3 separate regions of the Mus musculus genome follow, and all the other regions are linked to region 3. Evidence: chromatin loops called from intact Hi-C (ENCODE). Cell type or tissue: heart. All regions are shown on one strand.

Evidence for each region. A loop is a pair of places that touch in the nucleus more often than their neighbours do. Peaks named below come from ENCODE experiments on the same cell type or tissue, not always from the same donor. Only the 100,000 strongest peaks of a DNase experiment are listed, where the experiment ranks them.
Region 1: a loop joins it to region 3, with 5 times the contacts of the local background. A loop is called at or near these places in 35 of 42 quality-filtered maps.
Region 2: a loop joins it to region 3, with 5 times the contacts of the local background. A loop is called at or near these places in 3 of 42 quality-filtered maps.

Annotation. Positions count from the first base shown.
Region 1 is chr14:55,023,049-55,025,548 of GRCm38, reverse strand. It overlaps Ngdn (neuroguidin, EIF4E binding protein), which reads right to left. Exons shown (of 11, transcript NM_026890.2): 9 at 2,343-2,499; 10 at 2,156-2,213; 11 at 1,411-1,560. The coding sequence ends at 1,541. Among named protein-coding and RNA genes, the nearest start is that of Ngdn, 8.8 kb to the right of the region's middle. In heart, a CTCF peak has its summit at 1,127 (motif pointing left); no DNase peak of the experiment used is centred here.
Region 2 is chr14:54,899,087-54,901,586 of GRCm38, reverse strand. No RefSeq gene overlaps it. Among named protein-coding and RNA genes, the nearest start is that of Pabpn1, 6.2 kb to the right of the region's middle. In heart, a CTCF peak has its summit at 1,004 (motif pointing left); a DNase peak (open chromatin) is centred at 1,076.
Region 3 is chr14:55,078,352-55,080,851 of GRCm38, reverse strand. The region is part of intron 1 of Zfhx2 (zinc finger homeobox 2); the gene reads left to right. Among named protein-coding and RNA genes, the nearest start is that of Zfhx2, 12 kb to the left of the region's middle. In heart, a CTCF peak has its summit at 1,384 (motif pointing right); no DNase peak of the experiment used is centred here; H3K4me3 peaks cover 1,024 bases; H3K27ac peaks cover 822 bases; H3K27me3 peaks cover 293 bases.

The DNA of each region.
Region 1 (2,500 bases), 55 kb after region 3:
AAGCCTCACCCATCCTGTCTCTGTTAGCCACAATGCTGGGAGGAGGTTATAGGTGTGTATAGCCATGCCTGACTTATTTATATTACTCTTTTCAAATTTTGTGGGGAGGGGACATAGGCATGTGACATCTAAAGGACATTTTCAGGAGTCAGTTCCCTCCTGGGTCCCAGGGATGAAACTCAGGTTGTCCAGCACCTTTACCTGCTAAGCCTTCATGCCAGACCCTACTTCGTGACTTTTCATGTGAGTATTGGGTACCAGAACTCAAGTTCATGCTCATAGGCAGGTACTCTTACCCAATGAGGTGTGGCCCCTGGATTCAAGCACACTTGTGTTTCTAGCTGAGGAAGAGTAAAGGACAAAAATATTAAATGATTTCACCATGACCACAGTTAGTAGAGCAACCATAAGTCTAGTGTTCCAACTTCTACCAGGCTGTAGTTGGCTGATTCTTATACCAATCAGAATGACCAGTAGAACTCCGAAATCAGTCCATGGGGCATGGGGAGGGTGGGTTTATAGAGACGCTCACCAACAGAGGTTACTCTCTGCAGAGAGCTCAGATGTGGATCCTGGCTTGGGTCTGGCTCCAGCTCCTGGAGGGTGCCCACTCTCCGAGCTGTCACACTAGGGACTCTGTGCCCTGCTTGAGGACAGCTGTACAGTTTTTTAATTTTTTCAAAGATTTATTATTATACATAAGTACGCTGTAGCTGACTTCAGACTCACCAGCAGAGGACATCAGATCTCATTATGGGTGGTTATGAACCACCATGTGGTTGCTGGGATTTGAACTCAGAACCTTCAGAAGAGAAAGCAGTGCTCTTACCCGCTGAGCCATCTCACCAGCCCTACACAGTTTTTAAAAGGGCTGGATTCATTGACCCAGGTAAACTGAGGTCTCATGGAGGAGTGGCAGAGAAGCCCCACGTCGTCATGCCTACACCGACTCTCCGCCTGTCACTTCAGCTGCTCTTCACAAATCCTTCCCAGGACTGAGCACAGATCAGCTCTTACGAGCAGGACATTAGAAGAGATGAGTCCAGAAAAGTGGGGCAGAACCAACCTACCTAGCTTTTAGTTTATCAAGCGACCACAAGTTTCCTGAGCCACTAATGCCACCTGGTGGCCAAGCTGGACAGGTCAACAAACGCTGAAACCAATGTGATTTTATTTTATTTTCTAAACTCCTGCAGGGAGCTGGGGCCAGGGAGGCAGATTACTTCATCCTGCCTCTATTTTGTAAAATAATCATTTCCCAATTTCTAGGAAAAATATATTACCAAAGGAAACAGCAAACCAAGCTTCTCTAAGTCTCCCAAAACATCGTCTTCCCTTTCCGCATCCTTTTGTTGAATACAGCCCACGCGCCCGGCAATTCCAACCATACAATGTATGGCAAAAAATGTCTTTCACTCGTAAACAAAATTAATTTTATTATTTAGTAAAGCACTTTCCACATTTCCAAGGCAAACGCCTACACACAGTGAAGTTAGAAGCATCCCAGGATGACCAAAAGTACACGTGTAAGCGCACCACATCACCAGCGCCTCCGAAAACCTGAAACAGAAGGGAGCCAAGAGTGAGGCAGAGAAGGGCTCTAGGAGGTGTGCTCTGAGGCCGGGGTGTGTGTGTGTGGGTGTGTGTGTGTGTGTGTGCTCTGAGGCCGGGGTGTGTGTGTGTGTGTGTGTGCTCTGAGGCCGGGGTGTGTGTGTGTGTGTGTGTGTGCTCTGAGGCCGGGGTGTGTGTGTGTGTGTGTGTGTGTGTGTGTGTGTGTGTGTGTGTGTGCTCTCTGAGGCCGGGGTGTGTGTGTGTGTGTGCTCTGAGGCAGCACTCTCTGTCCTAGGACTCACAGGAGCATGAGCAGTTAGAGAGCCATCTCCTCGGGTGATGTTTTTATACTTCTATTTACAGACAGTTGAAATGTGAGTTGTGGGGCCACAGAAATATAATGCAGAGACTGCCTTGTGAGAGACAATGATTTCAAGCTTGAGAAAGAAAAAAAGAAAAGAAAAAAAGAAAAAAAGAAAAAAAGCCAACCTAAAGAGATTAGTGACTATCATGGAAGGGACAGACAAGACCTGAGACAAGTTCCTGAGAGATGGCATGCCAACTCAGACTTCCCGTGGCACCTAACGCCTACTGGGTCACTGACCTTTCTTCTTCCGGCCTTTTTTAGGTAGCTTCTTCCTCTTTTTAACAGGATTCTGGTCCTGCAGACAACAGAAGCGAGGAATAGTCCCGCATTCTAAGCACCAGCACCCTTGCCCGGGCTTTCTATATGAAGCCCACGTGTGGCTAACAACATGGCGGCTCCTGCTACCACCGTACCTTACTCTTACCTCATCGAGATGAGCAGTGCCCCCTGTCAGAGCACTGATGTCACTGAAGTGTGTGAGGGAATGAAGCTGGGAGCTCATGGCGCTCGCTCGCCTTCGCAGTCCTTTCTCTCGCTTGCTAACACTTAAGCGCACCATCATGCTCTCTTCATAGTTGACCC
Region 2 (2,500 bases), 180 kb after region 3:
GTTTCCATACCATTTCTAGGAGACACAGTCTCACAACTGATTTCCTGATCCATCTGGTCCTTACTGTCTTTCTGCCCCATCTGTGTGATATTCCCTGAGCTTTGTAGGAACTGTGTTGTGTAGATAGATCCACTGGGTTTGGGCATCCCACAAACACGTTTTCTGCGTTTTGATCGGTTGTGATTTTCTGTAACGGTCTCTTGTTAAAAAGAACACTTTGTCACCCTAACTGGTATAATTTCATTTACACTATATATGTATTATGGCTTTTTCATCATCATTTTGACCTCTCCTCAGTTACACCATGTTCATGATTTTGACAGAGATGTTAGGCTAGCCATAAGCCTTACTAAGGCTCTAGCGAATACTTGCTGAGGCCAGAGAATCAGTGTAAATCATACATGAAAACACTACAAGTTCAACTGGAATGCCTATCAGATGCATGATACAAATGTGGCAGACAGTATGGCTAGGGTATGGTAAGGGAAAGGCCTTACTTAGTTCTGGGTTTGTGCTTATTGGTGGTACCACACATCTTTTTAGCAACAAGGACAAATGAGTTGCCCAGTTAGTAAAAGAATGGAGAAAATAACAAACATGATAGAGTAGAATGGAGTGGACATAAAAGAATTAAGACCACAGAGGGGTCAAAAAAACCACTCATCTGCCAGGTATGGTGGTGCACATCTGAAATCCCAGCACTTGGAAGGCAGAGGTCGGAGAATCTGAGTTCCAAACCAGCCTGGGCTTGACACAGTTCAACTATCTCAAAATCAAACATCCAAAAGAGTTCACAAAGACTAATTTGTTCTGGGAGTGGTGGTACATACCTTAAAACGTGGCAATCAGAGGTTAAAGTAGGCAGATCTCATGAGTTCTAAGTCAGTTTGGTCTCCACATGGATCAGGTCCTGGCCTTCCAAGACTACAAGTGAGACCTGTCTCAAAACAACTTCTAGGGATCTTTCAGAACTAACCAATTAGTGCCCCCTAGTGGATACGCGAGACCAGAGCAGTATTCATTTGTAACAATTTCAGTGTTTCACAATCACTGTTGGGTTCTTCTGTTTTTGAGAGTCTCACTATGTAGCTCTGGCTGTCCTGGAACTATGTAGTCCAGGCTGCCCTGGAATTTAAAGAGATCTACCAGCCTCTGCCTCCCAAGTGCTGGGCTTAAAGGCAAGCATCACATCTCACTTTCTCATTTTTGACGACCAAACCAGATAGCCAGTGGGTAAACACCCATGCTATGGAACATGACAAGGATTTGATCCCCAGAACTTCACAAAGTAGTCCTCTTGACATGTCTCCTGTCCTCTTAACAAAACAGAAAGAAAAACAAGTCCTCATACTGTCTAGTTCAGATCTATAAGCAATTAGTTCTCTTGCCGTGAGGTTAGTCCTATGTCAATCACCACACTCAAGCTCCTATTATTCTAATACTGAATTGTAGACTGCTTCCTGTTAACCAGCCTCTGCAGAAGTATCCAGAGATCATATATTTTAGCTTTATCTCAAGAAAGGGACTTAAACAAGAGGTAGTACAATGGTTAAATGCAAAAATACACTGGTTAACACTCTTGTTAACACAAGAAACATGAGAGGCAGCCGGGCGTGGTGACACACACCTTTAAGCCAAAAAAGGAAGAAGGAAGGAAGGAAGGAAGGAAGGAAGGAAGGAAGGAAGGAAGGAAGGAAGGAAGGAAGGAAGGAAGGAAAGGAAGAAAGGAAGAAAGAAAGGAAGAAAGGAAGAAAGAAAAAGAAAGAAAGAAAGAAAGAAAGAAAGAAAGAAAGAAAGAAAGAAAGAAAGAAAGAAAGAAAGAAAGGAAAGAAAAAACAAAAGAGGCTTTAGAGCCTCATGGAACAGCTTGGTTCTCAAGGGGATGAGACCAAGTCATCAGCAGAACTAGCAATGGCAGGATGGATATCCTGAGGCTGGAGTACATCCTGGGTTAGAGTAATGGTTCAGTGGTTAAGAGCAGTGACTGCTCTTCCAGAATACCCAGATCTGGTTTCCAGCCCTTACCAGCTCCACAAATTCTTACATCTCTTTTTGGCCTCCACAGGATGGGCAAATACAGTATGGTACACACAGGCACAACTCACTAATAAAATCAATAGTCTCTTCTTGACAACACAAGTCTTACGTTAGGTAATATAGTACCCAAGATTTTAGTCAGAACTTACAATATAAAACTGTAACCCCCCTCCCGGCCTGCAATTTAGACAAGCAATTCCACCTTCAATTTCCACCTCTGGAGTGCTAAGATTAAAGGTGACAGTAAGCCTGCTCACAGGGGGGTCATAAGTTGTCCTTGTTTTGCATGAGTCCATCTTGAGACATCAGGGTTAATAAGACCCAAATTTAGAAATTAGTCCATTTGCACTCACCTGAGCAGTTTTCAGTTGTCTCGCTATATAGCCCTGCCCGCCCTGTAACTATGTAGACCAGGATGGCCTCAAACTCAAGAGATCCGCCTGCCTGTATCCCAGCACTGCTA
Region 3 (2,500 bases):
CTTCGTCAGATCCCATCTCAAAGCACTAGAGGGACCAGAAAGTAGTATGGTTCGGTCCATAAAGGCACAGGACCTGTGCCCAAGCCTGTTGACCCACAATGAGTGCCTGTGTGCTGCATACACACACAGAGTAAATAAAAATTATTTTTAGAAGATCGATATTTTCTTAAAAAAAAAAATAAGATCAAAGGACTGTTTGGATATGGTAGCACACACCTTTAATTCCAGTACTAGGGCTGCAGAGGCAGGAGGATCACTTTGAGTTCAAAGACAAACCTGGTCTTCAGAGAGAGTTCTAGACTTACCAGGGCTACATTATGAGACCGAGTCTCAAAGGGGAAAAGGGGGGCGGGGGAAATGGCTCAGCCATTGAGATCACTTTTTTTTTTTTTTTTTTTTGGTTTTTCGAGACAGGGTTTCTCTGTGTAGCCTTGGCTGTCCTGGAACTCACTTTGTAGACCAGGTTGGCCTCGAACTCAGACATCCACCTGCCTCTGCCTCCCAAGTGCTGGGATTGCCCGGCCCGTTGAGATCACTTACTGCTCTTGTGAGGTCCCAGTTCCCAGCACCCATGTCTAGTGATTCACAACTGCCTGTGACTCCAGATCCAAAGGGAATGTAAATGCTGCAGGGGGAGGCCATACCAGTTTGGGCTCAGTATTAGCTGCTTCCCTAGCCTGCGTGTGAGCCGGGGAAACATCCTCCTTTTGCTCTGAGGTGATGAGTGTCTCCAGACCCAGCAGCCAAGAGCTGAGTGAGGAGCTCAGAGGTAAAGCCTCGTCCAGCATATGCAAGACCCCCGGTTCAATCGCCAGCAGCAGAACAATAAACCAAGGCCAAGTAAGTAAGGCTTGAGTTCTGCCAACCTCCTAGGGAATCTCGACCTATCAGCTGAGGCAGGAGGATCATGGGTAATCTACTGCCAGCCTGGGCTTTAGAGGAGGGGCAAAGAGGGATAATCGCCAAGCAAAGCAGTAAATGGTGGGAGGACTAGGTGTGAACCTGGCCCCATTGAGAGGCGGAGCAGGAGGAATGCCAGCCTCCTTCCAAACACTGTGCTCTGCCCCGAGGGAGGGGATGGCCAAGCAGGGGGTAGAGCATGGCCCTCACTGACACCCAGGCCATGCACTCTGTATATTGATTGCCCTTATGGCCCTCACCCCATTACTCCCAGGTTTCCACGTGAGGAAGTAGTCTGGATAAGCAAGGTTGAGTGCTGGTGAGGGCCCGGGCCAGCATGACTTTGGTCTCTTACACTTGAAGATGTAAAGCTCAGGGCTGGTAGAGTCTTGGTGCCCAAGCTGTTGCCACAAAATCTTTTGCCCTTCACTGGGCCTGAGGAAATGGAGGGGGGCAGGTTTTGTTTATTCGGTTTGCAGAGCTGGGGCTTGGTGGTGTTCCCTCTGTGACCAGCAGGGGGCAGTGGTGCTTCTCCTAATCTGATCCAGGTGGGGCTTGGAGGGAAACACCCTGGGCCACCGTGGCTTCAAATTCTGTGGCGCCTCTAACTCCATTTCCATGCTCTGCCCTTGCCCCCTGGCTCCAGGACTTCTCTAGTTGTCTGTCAGTTTCCCATCCTACAGGGTCTCAAAGACTACCTTAAAGATCTTCCACTTGTATGCTGAACCTCAAATTCAAGCCTTTCAGTTTCTGCCTCCTGATATATGTGTGTGTGTGTGTGTGTGTGTACATATATGCCTTACTCTTCAGGTCAGTAATTATGACTGCCTTCTGTTTGCGGGACAGCAGTTCCTGTCGAGCCTTGAAAGCACTCCCAGGCTTCCCTCTCTTGAGTAACAGGCAGACAGGAAAACCTGGCGGAAGGGGGAAGGAGACAGTTCCCAGAACGAAAAGCCTGTTTCTCCACAGCCTTGCCTTATCCCTTCCTCTCCACCTCACCCTAGTGAGGAGCTGGGACGGGAGGGAAGAATGGAAGGCCACGAGGGAGCTCCCAGGACTGAGGGCCGCTTTAGAGCTGTCGATCCATCCATCTTTCGGGGCGACTGCACCCTCAGAACTCTCCGCCCTCCCTAGGCTCCAGGGCTCCCTCCTTCCATTCCCCGTGGTGGCAGCAGCCTTGTAATTTAAAGCTCTCCCTGTCGCCTCTAATGCGATCCTCCGGTTTTATTGACTCGCTCTGCGGTCTGTGGCGCCCCTTCACATCAATCTCCGCTCTAATCACACGGCTGCCACTGCCTGCTCTGCGGAGGCCCAGCCCTTTCCTCTACTGTCCCCCACCTCCAGAACACCAGCCGCCTTCGCTCCAATTCCTTCTGAGCTGTAATGTCATGGTCTGTGGCGGCTGCCTTCTGCCTCTACCCTCCTGTGAGACCAGGCCCACGGGAGAGCTGCTCTTAAGAAATGCTGGGAACCACAGGAAGAAATGGCTGTGGGACAGGGGTGACTGAGAATCTTGGCTAGGGATAGCAGGTAGATGAGCCCCGATTTTTTAGAGGCTTTCGTGCCATCAACAGTTCAAGGCAAGAAGGGCAAAACAAAA